Regions from separate parts of the Mus musculus genome. Here regions 2 and 3 are each linked to region 1. The links are chromatin loops, found by intact Hi-C in ENCODE. Cell type or tissue: heart. All regions are shown on one strand. Each heading gives the region's core, and the rest is flanking DNA. Links, peaks and the distances in the headings are about the cores only.

Evidence for each region. Peaks named below come from ENCODE experiments on the same cell type or tissue, not always from the same donor. Only the 100,000 strongest peaks of a DNase experiment are listed, where the experiment ranks them.
Region 2: it touches region 1 in a loop (2.1-fold over the local background); 2 of 42 quality-filtered maps call a loop at or near these places.
Region 3: a loop joins it to region 1, with 2.0 times the contacts of the local background. A loop is called at or near these places in 8 of 42 quality-filtered maps.

Annotation. Positions count from the first base shown.
Region 1 is chr7:127,305,951-127,311,792 of GRCm38, reverse strand. Itgal (integrin alpha L) reads right to left here. Exons shown (of 31, transcript NM_001253872.1): 10 at 5,072-5,145; 11 at 4,847-4,979; 12 at 1,457-1,608; 13 at 1,030-1,167; 14 at 378-575; 15 at 120-250. Among named protein-coding and RNA genes, the nearest start is that of Itgal, 13 kb to the right of the region's middle. In heart, for the core only: a CTCF peak has its summit at 2,764 (motif pointing left); no DNase peak of the experiment used is centred there; H3K27ac peaks cover 256 bases; H3K27me3 peaks cover 264 bases.
Region 2 is chr7:127,403,427-127,409,268 of GRCm38, reverse strand. It overlaps Zfp764 (zinc finger protein 764), which reads left to right and starts at 2,447. Exons shown (of 3, transcript NM_146203.4): 1 at 2,447-2,848; 2 at 2,990-3,103; 3 at 3,610-5,601. The coding sequence starts at 2,665. The coding sequence ends at 4,607. In heart, for the core only: CTCF peaks have their summits at 1,354 and 2,447; DNase peaks (open chromatin) are centred at 2,398, 2,758, 2,828 and 4,968; H3K4me3 peaks cover 1,200 bases; H3K27ac peaks cover 906 bases.
Region 3 is chr7:127,476,988-127,482,829 of GRCm38, reverse strand. It overlaps Fbrs (fibrosin), which reads right to left and starts at 3,872. Exons shown (of 18, transcript NM_010183.2): 1 at 3,185-3,872; 2 at 2,715-2,894; 3 at 1,928-1,963; 4 at 1,812-1,841; 5 at 1-47. The coding sequence starts at 3,631. In heart, for the core only: a CTCF peak has its summit at 4,981; DNase peaks (open chromatin) are centred at 2,859, 3,959, 4,379, 4,869 and 2 weaker places; H3K4me3 peaks cover 3,238 bases; H3K27ac peaks cover 2,399 bases.

The DNA.
Region 1 (5,842 bases), core at 630-5,629:
CTGAGGAGCAGCTGCTGAGCCTGGGATAAGACATGGAGACCCAGAAGGAAGGCGAGCCCCAGGGGCTCCTTGAAGGAAGAGACTTGTGATGTCAGGGCGATTCAGGAAACCCATCTTACCTCAGCACAACCACCCGACCCTCAGCTCCTACAACCACATCTGCCAGCCTGTCCCCTCCAAGGTCCTTCACCCCATGGATGGAGCGGCCAAACCACCGGATTCCTGGGAACACCTGGGCTCCTTGTATACGCTGGGTGCAAGAGAGAAATGGATGGTAAGCCAGGAGAGGCCAGGTACAGGAAGTCAGGCTCAGACTTAAGCTTGGAGGCTTCAGGGTGTGTGGGATCCCAGTTTGATGGACAGGCAGAGTACCTTACCTGGCTTGGCTGGGGACTGAGCCCACCAGGCTTCCCATTGAAGATGTACACAGCCCCCTGCTCCTCCAAAGGGGCTCCCACAGCCACATCAGTCAGCCTATCCCCATTGATGTCCGTCAGGGCAGTTATGGCGGCTCCAAACCGACCAAGCGGGTAGCCAGGGTCACCCTGTAGCTCTGAGACCATTTCAAACAGCGACTGGGAAGGAGACACACATTAACCTCTCAGCCACAGCAAACTTCCCCAGAATGTGGCATTGTGGTAAATACACTAGAGAGCACAAAAGAAATGTGTGGCCAGGCCCCTCAAGGCATCAATTCTGTCAGGCTGACCTGGGCTAGGTACAGCACAGTTTGTTTTTGTCTGCTTGCCCTGGTGACACTGAAGCATGACAGGAGTCTCCTTAGCCTTGTGCTCCCATTTGTAACATAAGAATTGTAGATGCTTAGAAGATGGTCAAACAACAACATGAGGCTGTGTGTACGGGTGCTTGGCACCCAGTCTTGCACAATAGACCACAACTATAAGCTGCTGTTTGTTGTAAGTGTGGTTGGCATAGTGGAGGAGAAGAGCGCTTCAGAATAGCCCAGACCTGAGCAGGACTTCACACCTTCACCCTGCTCTGCCTCACTGCTGGGGTCCCAGTTCTCACCTGTCTTCTCTGGTAAGTGAACACTCGGCCTCCTCTCTGCTCCCCAAAGAACAGGGGTGCTCCAATCAGCAGCAGCTCTGCCTCGCCATCTTGGTCCAGGTCAACACTACATAGTTCCCCACCAAAGTAAGATCCGATCTGTGAGGACAGCAAGACATCTGAGGAAGAGTCAACGAGGCCAGGGAGAGGTGCAGGTCCTCTCCGACCCTACAGCTGTACCGTGTCCACCTCCCCCACCACCTCAAATGCAGAATCAAGTCCTGAGCTCATGTGAACTGAGACACATTGGGCCCCTGGAGCCTCCAGAGCTTATGACAGAGTCGGGAAATGGCATTTACCTCCCAGACTGCTCTGAGCAGCAAACATGACTCATTCTACACACGTACCGTGTTTGCAGGACACAGCAATCTACTCATGCCACTCTCACCTGAGTCCCTTCTATCTTCTGGGTTTGGTTCCAACGTCCTCCAGCCTCTGGGGCTTGGAAAAGCAGTACTTGTCCCACATGCTGGTACCGTGGGGCTCCTGCTGCCAGCAGGGGTCTGGAGCTCCGGGAGGTCATCCAGGCCACAGTGTAACCTGATAGAACAGGGGAGGCATCTGGAGTTAGAAGCGCAAAGGCTGCTGGGAGAAAGAGAGCCCAAGACACTGAGCTCACAACCGCGATGCACGGAAATAGCCAGACGACATTTTACCTGCGGGGCGGCCATATGCACTGCCGCCCCAGCACTGTTCAAGTGTGAACAACATGCTCACCCGGGAAGCAGCCAGCCATCTATCTGCTTTGGACACAGTAGATCTGCTGAGGTGTGATTGATTTTGCTTCATGTACATGAGCGTTTTACCTGCATATACATATGTGTCCCATATGCATCCTTAGCAACCATGGAGACCAGAAGAGGGTCTCAGATCCCTTGAAATTGGTGTTACAGATGGCTGTGGGCCACCATGTGGATGCTGGGAATCAAACCCCAGTCCTCTGCAAGAGTAGCCAGTGTTCTAAATCACCAAGCCATTTCTCCGACCTTTTAGTTAGACAACCAAAGAGGGGAAACAAGCCCTGGACGTGGGCAATATTGTCTCATGCTGAGCTCCTGGACGGAATAAAAACAGTAATCAACCTACAGATGAATGGAGACCTACCTCCAACTCCTGCCACCATGGCTCCACCACCGTGTGCTGTGCCCCTTCATAAACTCTGAGCTAAAATTAAACCCTTCCTTCCTTTTGCTAGCTTTTCAGATCTATTGCCTTAGCAACAAGATAAGTAATTTATACAATATGCTCAGAAGAAGAGGGCAAAGAGCTGGGCATGAAGGTGCACGCCTTTAATCCCAGCGCTCAGGAGGCAGCGACAGGCAGATCTCTGAGTTCGAGGCCAGCCTGGTCCACACAGGAAGTTCCAGGACAGCCAGGGTTGCACAGAGAAAGCCCTGCAGAGTTGATGTGCACACTGAAAACAAAGAGCTGATGCATGTTCGTACTCCAGGGCCAAAGCAGGGGATCCGCCAGTCCCACGCCAGCCACTCACATGAAAAGAAAGGGAAGGGAGGACACTTGAGAAACTTCCATTTTAAACAAGTTAGCTCAAAACCCTTTTTAAGGCTGGAGAACTGGCTCAGAAGTTAAGAACACTGGCTGATCCCCACCCCCTCCCCAGAGAGAACCCAGATTCTAGTCCCAGTACCTATAGTGGCTCACAATTCCAGGGTATATGTCTCCCTCTCCTGGTTTTCAAGGGTACTGCATGCATGTGGTACACAGGAATACATGCAGACAAAACTATACACATATAATAAAATATATATAAATCTCTCTCAGAATCAAAAATATTTCCACCAAGATGGCACCGAATACTAAAAAAGAAGCCCCCATTCTTCCCAGAGCTGAAACCAAATCCAAGGCTTTGAAAGTTACACAAGCAATGCTACATGACAGCCACAGCCACCCGAAGATGATTCTCATGTCACTTTCTGGTGCCCCAAGCTACTGTGGCTCTGGAGGCAGAAGAGCCCCCCAGGAGAAACAAGCCTGGCCTACACTGTCAGCCAGCTCCCCTGACCACTGCATAGGCAGAGGTACCTGTAGGTGACAAGACCAGAACAAACAGGCTATGGAGTCCTCTAAGCCACTGCTGTGGCCAAGGTCACTTGATAAGCTTGGCAGGAAGAAGACAGCACATGCCCCCAGCTGCTGCTCCAGGTGTTGCCACAATGAATAACGCAAAGTAAATATGGTTCCAAGCTCTTTAACCACAGCACTCAGGAGGCAGAAGCAGGTATATCTTTCAGTTTAAAGCCAGCCTGGTCTACATAGTGAGTTCAGGTTGGGAATTTTGGTCACTGCCCCCACAACATGCGCGCGCGCGCGCGCACACACACACACACAAGTAAATATGGTTCAAGATTCTGATTCTATTTGCAGAGCAACTGAAAACAAGCAAATCAGAGGCAAAGAGCTGGGAGAGACTGCACCTCACCCCTGTTCACTTCATGTACCCATGAGGCACACACCTGAGGAGAGTCCGAGACATGGCTCAAATCTCAGTGTTCTGACTTTGTAGCTGTATGGCCTGGAGAAAATCATCCCATGTCCCCTCTCAGCCTGTGCATAATCTAGACAACAAGAAAGAGAGAGACAGACAGACAGACAGACACAGACACAGACAGAGCAGGGACAGTACCAGCTGAGGCCCCATGACGGCCTGGGAAGAGCACCTCAGGTGGCCCAGAAGCCTAGAACAGCGCAGGGTGAGACCTCAACAGGGCATGAACAGACCAACGCTGGCAACTCTGACCAGACAGACAGACAGACGTGCTTCTTTTTCTCGGTGCCTAGCATGACTTTTGGTTGGTTGGTTTTGGTTTTCCGAGACAGGGTTTCTCTGTGTAGCCCTGGCTGTCCTGGAACTCACTCTGTAGACCAGGCTGTCCTAGAACTCAGAGATTGGCCCACCTCTGCCTCCCAAGTGCTGGGATTAAAGGTGTGTGCTCCTACCACTTGGCTGATTTTTTTTTTTTTTTTTTACTGTATGTGTGTGTGTGTGTGTGTGTGTGTGTTTGCGTACACTTGGGAGGCCAGAAGAGAGTTCCTGGAGCTGGGGTTACAGGTGGTTGTGCAGTTACCCAGTGTGGATGCTGGGACCTGAACTCAGGTCCTGGGCATGAGCAACAAACAGTTAAACTCTGACCTGTCATTCCAATCCCCCCACCCTCCCCTTCCTTTGAAGACAGAATCTCTCTATTTAGGCCATGATGTCCTCTGAATTCACAATCTTCCTGCCTCGACTTCCCAAATGCTGAGATTACAGGCCCGAGCCATCATCGCCATGCCTAGATGAAAAGAATCCTTGAAATTAAATAAAACTGGGCTGTTGAGAAGGCTCAGCAGGCAAAGGCTATTGCCACCAGAGTAGATGGTCTGAGTTTGATCCCTGACCATCAAAAATGAACACACATGGTAGGAAGAAGAGCAAACGCTCACAAGACGACCTCTGACCTCCACACATTCCCTGTGGCATGCTCATACAAGCTGGTCTAGAATACAAAACAGCTTGTCTAATTAAAAAAAAAAAGTTCACACCTGTAATCTAGCATTTGGGACGCTACGATAAAAGGATTGCCGTGCGTTCCTGGCCAACCTGGACTAGGAAAGACTCAGACTTTCCCCTCCTGAGAGAGAAAGAGAGAATGAGAGAGAATCCACTATTATTTTGAAAACAGGTTTGAGCTACTCTCTGGCCTCTCCAACCAGAAATACAAACAAACAAACAAATAACAATAACTACAAAAACCCAGCAGAAAGGCAAAGTGCTCACCCAGGTAGCCCCCTCTCACATCTGAGGTCAGCGGTTCCTGCCCAACAAATGTGGCACCCTGCAGGTCTTCACGCAGGTCCAGAAAGCCCCCGGCCCAATCCTTAGCCCCAACAGCTCCCACAACTGCATGGCCCTGCTCAGGGAAGGAGAGGACTAGGGTGAGTGCTATCCCGAGCCAGCTGAGTCAGTTAGATCCCTCAGCACCCCTCAGCTCCTCCTGTGCACCTTGCTGAGGTCTGCGCTGATCCCGCTGGAGGAGAGTTCCATGTTAAAGGATGTCAGGTCCTGTCTGTTTGTGCCTGAGGGACAAAGGAGACCCAAGGAAAAATAAGAAAGGAGATATTTGGGTGAACAGTGAGCAAAAGGCACAACATTGACCTTCGAACAAGGTAGAAAGCATAAACCTGAGTGTCACAGTCATTGTATTTCAGGGATCTGACTCCGGCAGATGGCCCCACATCTACACGAATACAGGCAGTGATAAGTGTTCTCAGACTATTCTTTTTTTTTTTTTTAATTGGGGGCTAGACATTGGGAGGAGGCATGGGGGGTGTTCTGGAAGGAGCTAGAGGGTGAGAGTGGGAAAATAATTAAAACACACTGTATATTGAGTCTGGACTGACAGTGCACACCCTTAATCCCACTACTTGGGAGGCAGAGGCAGGCGGATCTCTGTGAGTTTGAGGCCAGCCTGGTCTACAGAGTGAGTTCTAGAACAGCCAGAGCCCAAATAAAATAGAATTTTACATATGTATGAAATTCTCAAAGAGTAAATAAAATAGTATGTATGTTTCAAGAGTTCTACAGTTGAGGGAAGTGATAGAATCTATCTATCCTCTGGAACCAAAGACCAAATAAACCTTCAATCTGTAAGCAGCCTTGGCCATAGGGTTGCATCTCAGCAATAGAGACAAGGTTATTTTAGGACAACCAGCCTTTGGTGCTTTGTTACAGAGGCCACGGAGACTAACACAGCAGCTAAGTTTTACATCCATG
Region 2 (5,842 bases), core at 281-5,280, 98 kb before region 1:
GCTCCATAGCAGCACTGTCTGTTGTAGCATGAATTAGAACTGCACTACTCAGTTGAGGTTTTGGGTCTGTATGTTCCTCCTTGGATGACAATGGACAAGCAACCCATATTTTGTTCCGGTGTTGGGGTGGGCTCCATGCCCCAAGGCCATTTATCAACCCTAAGTCATTACCTTGAATATCTCTCTTCACCTGCACTCACCAGTCCAATGGCAAACCCAAACACATTGCCTGCACACCCCCTAGAAGCCTAGGCCTTCTTTCTGGTTCGTATTTAGAAGAACCATTGCCCTTAGAGATGCCTTGTTCACACTTTTGTTGCAAATGAACATATTTCCCACAGTGAAAGTGCCAAGCATTTTGAGATTTGAGACCTTTAGTGGCTTGGTCATAGTGTCTTTGCAAATGACTGCATTCCCTGCAATTGACACACTGGGCAGTTTGATATTGGAGACCCCTAGTTACACCTTGACCTTTGATATTAGCATACTGCACCTTAGAACTAATATTGGTTATTCCCCTTATCCACTCATCCATAGCTGCTGCCCGCACCTTTAATGTTTTGTTTTGTTTTCTTAACATTTGGTATTTGAATTTTCAAATTTTAAGGTCTCTATCGATGCCTGCCTCAATTCAGGGTCTGGCAGGGCTTTGCTCACAGCTGAGACTCATCTTTGAAAGAAAAATCAAATCTCAAATCAGTGAAGGCTTCTGCAGAGCCTTGGATACGCTTTGTAAACAAGGTGGACCTTTTCTCAGGTTCAGCTTTATCCCGAGTTCTTCAAGCTGCTAAGCGGCAGTGTTCTACGGCAGCACCATTACGTTTGATCTGTTTTGTATCTTAAAGTACTGCCTTCAACTAGTAACTGGTCTTTCCCCATATTCATTCTCTGTGCTTTGTTTCACTGTTCAATACTCACATGTCCTTCCTTCCACCATGTTAACCATTGCAACAGTGGGTGGACCCTAGTGCAGCTGCCACCAATCCCTAACAAGCTCGGGGAATATTTGGGTAGCCTAGTTATTTAGAATTTACACAAGGCATATGCATCCCATATAAAAACAGTGGCCTCTTTAAACTGTCTAAGATCAATCATTTATAGGGCGACATCCTGTTCACCATAGCCTTGTTCCACACATTAGAAGGTATATGCTGTATGAAACTGGGGGAGCTGATAGCGATCTCATAACCCTGGGTCACCCCTCCTCCCACTCTGGTGGTGCAGTTGGTTGGGGATTAAAACTATTTTCAGGGCAGGAGAGATGGCTCAGTGCTTAAGAGCACTGCCTGCTTTTCAAGAGGTCCTGAGTTCAATTCCCAGCAACCACATGGTGGCTCACAACCATCTGCAATGGGGATCTGATGCCCCCTCTACTGGTGTGTCTGAACACAGCTACAGTGTACACCTTTTGCTCTCTTGCTCTCTAACCCTCTTCTGCTCTGTCCCTTCTCTCCTCATTCCCCTCCCCCCTCCATGTGTTCTATTCCACTTCTCTTTTCTCTCTCTTTCTCTTTCTTCTCTTTTTCTCACCTTTCCTTCTCTCCCTCTCTCTCTGTCTCTCTTCATCTGTCTCTATTAAGCCATCAACTCTCCACCCCATGCCTTAAATAAACTCTATTCTATACTGTACCATCATAAGCTGGTACCTCCGGGGGGAAGGGAGGACTCAAATGAGCTCTCAGAGGCACCCCCTTCACCTACACCACACTGTGCCTCCACCAACATATCCCTGGCTTCTTTTTCTTTTTTTTTTTTATAAAGCACAAACAGCTCTGAATGATGACAAATAGGATAATATTCCTTTCATAGGTAGGTATTCTTATATTAAAATAACAATGAGTCAGACTTAAATCCTTACTGTGAGTTGGACCTCATTCCTCCCCGGACTCTCACAAATGGCCCAGAAATCTTAACTCCCTGCTAAGAGTGAGGCAAAGAAATCCAGATGGGCAGGAGTACATTTAACCTTTTAGAAGATTGGATGGTCTGGAATGTCCCAGGTGTCCTGGCTGATCAAAGATCAGCTCTGTGATCTCTGATCTGTATCAGGAGCAGTCAGTATTCCTCAACTAGTTTGAGATTTGAAGACCAAGCTGATAAAACCACCACAACTGGAGGCCTGCTTCATTTAATAGCTTATTAACAGGTCTCCCTCCACAGGCTTGCTTCTAGCTCCGAGATGAACACTGACCACAAATAAAATACTAAACATCTATTCACAGGCCGCTTCCACCTAGCTGACCTTGAGAGGGCTGTGGGTCTTCTGAGACCATAAAACCCTCCCTGTATGTGGTCCTCACAGGCAGGCAGTCTCATGTGGGCCTGTCTGCCTGGGATTTGTTCTCAGACTGGCACTTGTAGACTCTGTGGCCATTTTTGATGAGGGCTGGAAGAAATTGATGCAGGAAGTCAAGTAATGCAACCCTGGGCAGGACCGCTAGGGAGCATAGTTCCTGAGATGCCGCGCCCAAGTCCACATTTTTACGCGGTCTTCCTGAAATCTCCGCTGTGCTCCTATCAGTTTTCAATTTTCACCTACATTAAGGTGCCCACAGACCTGGTTCCTGTCCCTTTTCAGCCCTGGTACCCGACCACGGACACCGTGAACTGAGAAGGCAATCCCAGGCGTGCGGGGCTGACCCAGGGACTGTGCGGGGAGTCCCCATGGCGCAGAGGATGGCCCGGGGAAGGGCCTGGGCTCCGCCTGCGTCCTGTAAACCCGAGGCTGTGAGCTTCGCGGACGTGGCCGTGTACTTCTCCCCGGAGGAGTGGAGGTGTCTGCGGCCGGCGCAGAGAGCCCTGTACCGAGAGGTGATGCGCGAGACCTATGGTCTCCTGGCCTCTCTCGGTGAGAACCTTCCTGGCCGCCTGTGTTCGCGCCTCACGTGACACCGTGGGTCCTGCGTGGCAGCAGAGAGACCTGGGCACGGGCGGTCGGAACCAAGTGGGTTGTCCTCTTGACTAGTGGGTTTGCTATTTTTCCCTTCAGGACTTGGAGGCGCCAAACCAGCACTCATCTGCTGGGTGGAGGAAGAGTCCGAAGTGTGGGGACCCTGTGCACAGGATCCAGAGGTGGCCATGTGCAGGACAGAAGTCCACTCAGGTGAAGGACTGGGTACTTGCCTGGGGAAACTTCTGTGTTGCCAGCCTGTGTGGTGTCTTCTAGTGACTGCACTTACTGCCTGGCAGTTTCTTCTTATTTTGCTGTTTCCTGGCCAAAGCCATGATGGCTGGCTCCTGGATTCATCTGAAAAGGGGCTGTGATTGTTCTGTCCAGTGCTCTCACCTCATATCTACAGGGTCATTAGGCTGTATAGGTTGTAGCCCCTCGTTCCCACTTCTTCTCTGCTACTATCTCTGTGACTGCGTTCTGGAGTCTCCTTCAGTTCTTGCTGTCCACCTCTGACAAGTGCTTCTTAGACAACTGCACTTGGGATTGGGGACCACACAGACCCCTTTCTTTATGCTGCATCTGGACATCTGTGCACCGCACATGCTCAGATGCGGTGGTCTCTACCGTCCTGTGTCCAGTCTGTCCCCATGTGGCGCTGTGGAAATTAAGGGGCAGTAGAAGTCAGAGTCTGAGCTTTTTTCATGGTCTCCCAGCAGATTGCAGGCACGAGAAGGAAAGGAAGAGACCAAGAGAAGAGACTGAAGCAATGCAGAAGACATTTTCTCCAGAACCTGGGCAGAAGGAGCCACAACTCTCATTTGCTGGCTCCGCTAGTGGAATTCAAGCCACGGTCCTAAGGGCAGACAAGCGTCACGGGTGCCATTTGTGTGGGAAGAGTTTTGCCCAGCGGCCCACATTGGTGGAGCACCTGTACACTCACACAGGTGAAAAGCCGTTTCAGTGCCCAGACTGCAACAAATGCTTCGGCCGGGCTTCTTCCCTGACCATGCACCGAGCCATACACCGAGGGGAACGGCCGCATCAGTGTCCTGACTGTGGGAAGAGTTTTACCCAGCGGTCCACATTGGTGGCACACATGTATACTCACACAGGTGAAAAACCATTTTGTTGCCCCGACTGCAACAAATCCTTCAGCCGGTCTTCTTCCCTGAGCTCTCACCGGGCCATACACAGAGGGGAACGGCCTCATTGTTGCCCTGACTGTGGCCGAGCCTTCACACGTCGCTCTGGCCTCATTGCCCATCTCCGTATCCACACTGGGGAGAAGCCTTACTGTTGTGCTGATTGTGGACGCTGCTTCAGCCAGAGATCTGCGTTCCGTGAGCACCAGCGGGTGGTACACAGTGGTGTGACCCCCTTCACTTGCACTCACTGTGGCAGAGCCTTTGCGGATTCCAAATATCTTCGGCGCCACATGCGCATCCATACAGGTGAAAAGCCTTATTCATGCCCTGATTGTGGTCGCTGCTTTCGCCAGAGCTCTGAAATTCCAGCCCATAGGAGGACCCACACTGGCGAGCGTCCTTACCCCTGCCCTCAATGTGGCAGGCAGTTTCGCACAAAGTCAGCTATGACAAGCCACCAGTGGGTCCATAGACCAGGAGCTAAAGGCCATAAGGACAAAAAAGCCCGTCAGTTATCTATATCCCTGGACCCTAGACAAGAGGACCCGGATCCACCTGTGGGCTTCTAGCATTACCCAGAGATATTCAGAAAGTGTGGGTGATGGTCTTAAAGGCGTCAACATAGAGGGTGAGATATGTACATTGTTTGAGGTCCAGAGGGTTGAACCTATGTCATCTTCCGGAAGTCACAGACGTTCTAGGTACTGCTGGTCTGGGCACCGGGTACAGTCTTTTTGGTGATTTCTAGATGCATCTGCACACACTCCGGATGTACTGTCGTCTTTACATCTATTGGGCTGGGCTGGGCAACCCTACTAGAGCTCCATGAGAAGCGAGGGCCTTTTCCTGGCTCAGAAGTATTGATAGGCCTGAGGATGAAGAGAGCCTCGTTGAAGTCATTGTGTCTTTAATGCAGAGGCTAAAGTTGATGGCTCTGTGTGGGTTGAGCCAGCTGCATTCTCCGGGATTGAGTTACTGGTCAAGAGCCCGGTGTGGTGGTTCCTGCCTGTGATTCCCCCACTGGGGAGGTAGAGACAGGAAGATCAGAAATTTGAGACCAGTTTGGGTCACCTGAGACTGCATATAAACATAAATGAATTTATTTATTTATTAATAACTGTAATTAATTACAGTTTAAAAACCAAAGTATCTATCACATGTACCAAAGGCCCAAGTTTGTAGGTTCTCTGGAAAAAATCCAAAATATTCAGCCCAGCAAACAAGACAGAAGAGTTCTGTGGTCCATTCTCAGCACTCCATACACTGTGTGTGCTGGCACATGCTTGCTTGCAGCCCTTGGTAGCTGGTGGCACAAGGATGTTCAGAACTTTAAGGCTGCCCTCTGTCACAGACAGACAGACAGACAGACAGACACACACACACACACACACACACTCGAGGTTCAGATCAGATCACAGCTACAGCTCCCATGAGTTGATTTCAGCATTGGAAGGAGAGAACCAGGTCTGGAAGACAGTGGATTTTAGGATTTTCTCAATCAAGGAGGGCTTGTATAAAATTGGATGGCATAGAAGGAAAAATAAAGAAAGAAACAAAAACCCCACAAATGATTTCTGCTCCTCATTTGTATTTTATGTTATGGCTTTTAAAGTTCTTCCTTGCCTATCACCTTTTTTGCCTTTCCTCTGTGCCTGGGAGAGGAAGCAGCTTGAAGAATACTCCAAGTCAGGAGGAGGCCCTGGGGCAGATATCTGACCCTATCCCAAGTGGGAAGCAGGCTGTGCATACCCTGACCTCCCACCCATCTCTGTCCACCAGGGAGTAGCCTGCTGGTCAGGAGCTT
Region 3 (5,842 bases), core at 1-5,000, 170 kb before region 1:
TTGCTGGTCGAGACAGTGAAGGAAGGGTCGAGGTCATCATCTGAGACCTGGTGAGAGGCAGAGCAGGGTTAGGTGTTGAAGACTTGTCTAGGTCATCAGCCTAGCTGTCATCTATTGGAATGTTGTTGGCTTTAGGGGACTTAAGAAGGGAGTAGGCCACTGAGGCCCAAATTCTGCTATGCCAGAGATGGTAAAGATGACAGCAGATCAAAGTAATGTCAACTAAGACTAACTGCTGGAGAGCTGCAGAGATGGCTAAGTGGTTAGAACTAGACCCAAGTTAGATTCCCAGTATCCATGTCAGGTAGCTCACAACGGCCTGTAACTCCAGGTTCAGGGGAAATTGATTCCTCTGGTCTCTGTAGGCATCTGTACTCACTCATACAGACACATATACATAATTAAAAAGTAATAAAAGAATCTTTTTTGTTTGTTTTGAGATAGGGTCTCAATATGTAGCCTTGGCTGGTCTCAAACTCAGAGACCCGCCTGCCTTTGCCTCCTGAGTGCTAGGATTAAAGATATACATCATTATGACTGGTCCTAATAATCTTTAAAAAACAAACTAGACTAACTGCTGATTCAAAACACTATCTGGCCTGCTGATATGTATGGTTTGAAAATATTAACAACAACAACAACAAAACCCAAAATGAAACAGACAAACCAAAACCAAAATGAAGTAACAAACCAAACCCTTAAAACTGATCAGAGCTGGAAAGCCCATGTTAAAACACAGATGAAGGCCTTTTGACAATACTCCCCTATTCTCATGTAGCAATAATTAGTTAAAATTGGATAGTGACCCCAGTCCTGTAGGTAGACCACAACCCTTTAGCTCACCATAATCACTTTCTAAAAACTGTGAGAAGGAAAAAAAAAAAGACAAGCCTCAGGAGTATAAATGTAGTTTCTTATGGAAGTAAAGGGGTGAAACACCACCGTCAAGGGCACATGATCTCCCAACAGTCACTAATGAGAAACTGAAAGAGCTTTCCAGGATGGGTATCTGCACTCATCAACCATGGTCTGATGTCCTCACTACAAGACTCTAATCATACAAAAACTGCTGCCGGGCGTGGTGGCGCATGCATTTAATCCCAGCACTCGGGAGGCAGAGGCAGGCGGATTTCTGAGTTCAAGGCCAGCCTGGTCTACAAAGTGAATTCCAGGACAGCCAGGGCTACAGAGAAACCCTGTCTTGAAAAAACAAAAAACAAAAAACAAAACAAAACAAAAAAAAACCCATGTGGGTGGAGGGGTGGCATGTTTGGAGAGACAGATCAGCAGTTAAGAGCCCTGGCTGTTCTTGCAGAAGATCCAGGTTCAACTCCTACCACCCACATGGAGGCTCACAACTGTCCAGTTCCTGAGGATATGCAGGCATACATGCAGACAAAATACCCACACACAAAATTAAAAGCAAAACACAAACCAAACAAACCCTCAAATCAAACAAAACCAACCAACAACCAAAAAATAAAAACAAAACCAAAAAAAAAAAAAAAAAAGCCCAGGGTCATCAAGATAGCTCAACAGGTAAAAGCACTTGTGACGCCTGATGGCCTGAGTTCCACCCCATGTTAGAAGGAGAACTGACCCTTCAAAAACACATGGACACTGTGGCCTCACCTCTCAACCCAATACCTTTTTCTTCTCTCCCTTCCTCCTCAAAACTTAATTCTGGTTCAATATGCCCCATGTTCCCATTTAGGAAGGATGTCTATTGTTTGTGGGAGTTGTTCAAACTGCAGGCTGCTTGCTTAAACCCCCACAATAGTGCCCACCCAACAGCTCCTGGCCCCACTCACCCTCTCATCCAGATCACTTTCTGCGTCACACTGAGAAGATAAAGAGAAAGACATCAGGGGATAGGAGAGGGACCCAACAGGGAAGGGATGGGCCATTACAGGTAGGTGACACTTACTATATATCCAGCTTCCAGAGAGTGACGGGAGAAGGCCTGAGAAAGACCAGAGTCCAGAAGTAAGGGAGGCTGACTGACCAAGCAACTGTACAAAGCCACTACTCCCAGCAAGACCTTCAAGAGGACTTAAAAGCTACTCTCCATCATGCTCTTGTTTCTCTGTTTACTTCCACCTCCGCTACCAACCAGCTTACTATTTTCCTAATACTCTAGGTTCTCAAATCTTAAAACTGTATTCAAAACAACTTTTCCTCACTTCTTTCCTCAGCAAACTTCTGACTACACTGGGGCCCAAGACGTTCTAGGGGGCTTTCCCTAACCGCAACCCTCTGCCCATCCCCCAGACAGAATGAGTGGCTTCCTCATGTGGGTTTCTGTAGCACTTTGCCTAGATCTCTCCCAGATCACTGCCTTACACAGCTGCTCAAGCTAGTCTAGGTGCTTGCTTTTTGGCTGTTTCTTTCCCCTTAGGCTGCCACCAGCTAGAGGAAAGGACAGGACATCTCTTATTTATAATTCAGCTGTCTTTGATGTATCTCTTGAATTATCAGCTTGTTAGTAGTATACATAGCACAAGCAAAAGCAAGTGAGTTTGACTCTAGTTAGGTCCTTCAGACCTGGATTGGAGATGGGGCTGCTGTCCAATTTGTTCTGCCTTCCCCTGTGCTCCTAGACACTAGGATTACTGCTGGGATCGGCAGTTGTGATGCTCGTGGGAAGTCAGTCTACAGGAATGATATATTCCGACTGAACAAATTGGAAGGACTGGAATCTGGGACATGCTCACCTCTTTCCTTCTTCGCTTATTGGGCCATTTACGGGGCCTATCCCCAGAGGGTCGGCCAGGCTCACGGTCTGAGCTGTCCCCTGGTTCCCCAGTGGCCCCACTGGAGCCCCCCCTCTTCCGTTTCCCAGAATGCTTCAGCCGATGTTCCAGTCGTTCTGGGGGCTGAAGAGATGCATCCTTCTGTAGAAGAGGTGGTGGAAATGTGGTTGGAGAAAGAAAAGCTCCTTAACTCTCTAAGGGTGACCAAGTTACTCAAGTGCCTCTCAAGCAGGGGAACCTAGGTAGTCCCCAGACACTAGCTCTACCTCCTCCCACCCCAGGGTGGGGCAGAAACCCGGCAAGAGGAGCCGGTTGCTCTGGTTTGGGGTGTCACCACTGCCCCCTCAACCCCATCCTCTGTAAGGGCTATACCCTTCTCTCTGCCCTTCTGACCCACCTCCCAAAGACCCCCAAATCCCATTAGGGCACACCTGCAAGGCCTCAAGGCTGGCAAAGCTAGCGATGGCAAAACCATCGATCAGGTCTTCCTCCTCTTCCTCCTCCTCAGGCTCCTCCTCGGCTTCTCCGTCGTCTGCGCCCCCCTCTTCCTCCTCGTCCTCTTCCTCTCCGCGGCTGCCCGAACCGGCAGGCCGCTTCCGAGCTCGCGGTCTCGGGGGTCGAGGCCTGGGTCGGGGCCGCCGCCGTCGTAGGCCCCCAGGCCGCTCTCCAGATGAAGCTGACGACCAGGGACGGGCGGGCGGCGGCGGTGACGAGGAGGATGAAGAGCCTCGCGGGGCGGCCAACAAGGCCCGGGGCGCGTCACCGCCTGGACCTCGGCGGCGCCGCTGCTCCCGATCACGGTCTCGCCGCGAGCAGCGTCTCCGTCGCCGCTCCCCTTCAGCTGCCCAGCCCGGGCCTGGGGCCGCGGCCGTCTCCATGGTGACGGCCCTCAGCGCCGCATCCGGAGGCGGCGGGGCCCGAAGCGGCCTGTCCACAGGCCCCGGGTCGCGAGCGCGGCGCTGGCGCTTGCACAGGGACGGGAGAGCTCCGGCTTCCTCTTTAAAACAGGATCCGCTGGCCTCTGGCTTGCCCCAAGGCCAAGGCCCAGAGAGCCGGCGCCGCCCCCGGGGCGACAAGCCTGAAGGCCCCCCCTGTAGGGCTGGCGGGGCCGCGACGACTAAAACTGGGCGGCCGTCCCTTTAAGGCGAGGCCTCAAATTGTCCAGCCCCCGGCCCCTTTAAGACGACTCCACCGTGTCCGGCTGGTCTAGTGCGGTGGCGGCCCCGTGCCAGGGGTCGAGGCAAGTCTCCCAGAGGAAGAGGAAGGACCACCCCTTTAAAAGGGGCGGAAAGCACGACTTCCCCTTTAAAAGTGTCTCAAGTCCTCCGGCTGAAAGAGGCCACCCCTTTAAAGAGTCCAGAGGCCTTCAAACAGCGAGTCGTCCCTTTTTAGAGAGCGTAGCTAAGTTTCTAGCCCTTCACAGGCTGTCACTTCCCCTTTAAGATGAATTTAATGAACTTCTTGCGTGGGGCAGGAGGTAGGAAAACTCCACTTGCCCCAATTCTTCCAGCAGGAGTTGTTTGTCAGCTTCTGCTGTCCCCTTTAAGACTGGCGTTGGAGTCGGCCGAGTTCGGTACCCACCCCTTTAAGGAGATTTAACGAGGTCTCCGCCTCCCGTAGCCTTGAAAGGTGCAAGGGGGCGGAGCCTGCCGTCCAAAGTCCCGGATGTGAGGCAACGGTGACGGATAGAGCTTCTCTCTCTGTCCTCCGACATAAAAGACTCTTCCTCCTTTCCTCCGTTCCTAACCGGCTTGTAGCTAGAAGGATCCGGAAAGGCCACTGGACAGTGAGGAACTCCGCCGTATCCTCCTGTTGTCTTCTTCGGCGTCTACGGCTCTTCTCCACCAGAACTTCCCTGCCCCTCCTCCCTCTTCCTCCTCAGCCAACGCCTCCTTCCTCTCTCCGCCTCCTTCCCCCTCCCTCCGAGGCTCAGTCGTTTATAGGTTGGCAAGTAAACGTCAATGCAAAGGGCGGAGTCAAAGTCGCCGGAGTGCCGGACGTAACAGCCTTCAAATGTGGGATTGGGTTGTCAGGTTAGCCCCGCCCTCCCCAGGTCTTGTGACTGGACTGGTCCGAAGTAGGTGTTTGGAGCAGTTCCTTAGGCCACCCGCCTCTTCCTGCTCTCTGTTTATTGGCCATCTACTGAGAGACAGTGCGAGGCACTGGGAGGTGGTGCCTGGAGTGGTAGGCAGCAGGCCACTGGTAGGCGTTAGGCTGTCCTAGGTGCGCTTTTCTGGTGTGTAGTGGCTGCCTTTTTGCCTGTTGGTATTTCGCGCAAGCGCATGGCGCTAATGCCTTCTGCCCGTCTTTGGGCGGATCTGTCTACCGTGGCGTCTCAGAAAACCCAAGCACGATCCGCGAGAGTCAGAGGTGGGGCGGAGACCAAGCTCCCAGTGGCCGTCCCTTCCTGTGCTCAACAATAATAAACACTTTGCACTCCAGTGCGAAGTACTCTCTCACATTAATTCACTTGGTAATGAGTTCCGAGGTAAATATTTGCTCTCCGATCCATTTTACCAAAGGTATCTGTATACAAACTGCCAGGATTCTAGCTCCAGAGTGAAGGTCCTGGCCACTGTGCCACCAACTGCAGCACTTAGGTTGTACCACTCTGATCTGATTGTTTAATGTATCATTAGTGTGTGGGCATGATGTATGTGAGGGTGCGAGTGCCATTAGATGTATGTTGAGACGAGAGGACAACTTTGTAGAGTCTTCAACATGTTCATGGGTTTTGGGGATCAAACTCTGGTTACTAAGCTTATGTATGTACCAAGCGCTTTTTCAGTGGAGCCATCTCACTGGCCCTGGCTGTTCTTTTAATGTGGACATTTCCTTGACAACCCTTGTTTTCTTGTCGATATAAAATAGTGATAAATTCCCTAACAGACTTTGTGCCGGTCGACTCTCTATGATAGATTGTCCTAAGTTGGCGATGGCAGCATTTGGGAGGAGTAAATAACATCTTCAAGGCCTTAACCTGTTCCAAGGCCTTTTCATTCTATGATGTAAGAGTTGTGTATCCATGGTATACATAGCACCACATAAAGCAGCTCTCAAGTGTCATCTCTGGACTGGGGATGGAGCTC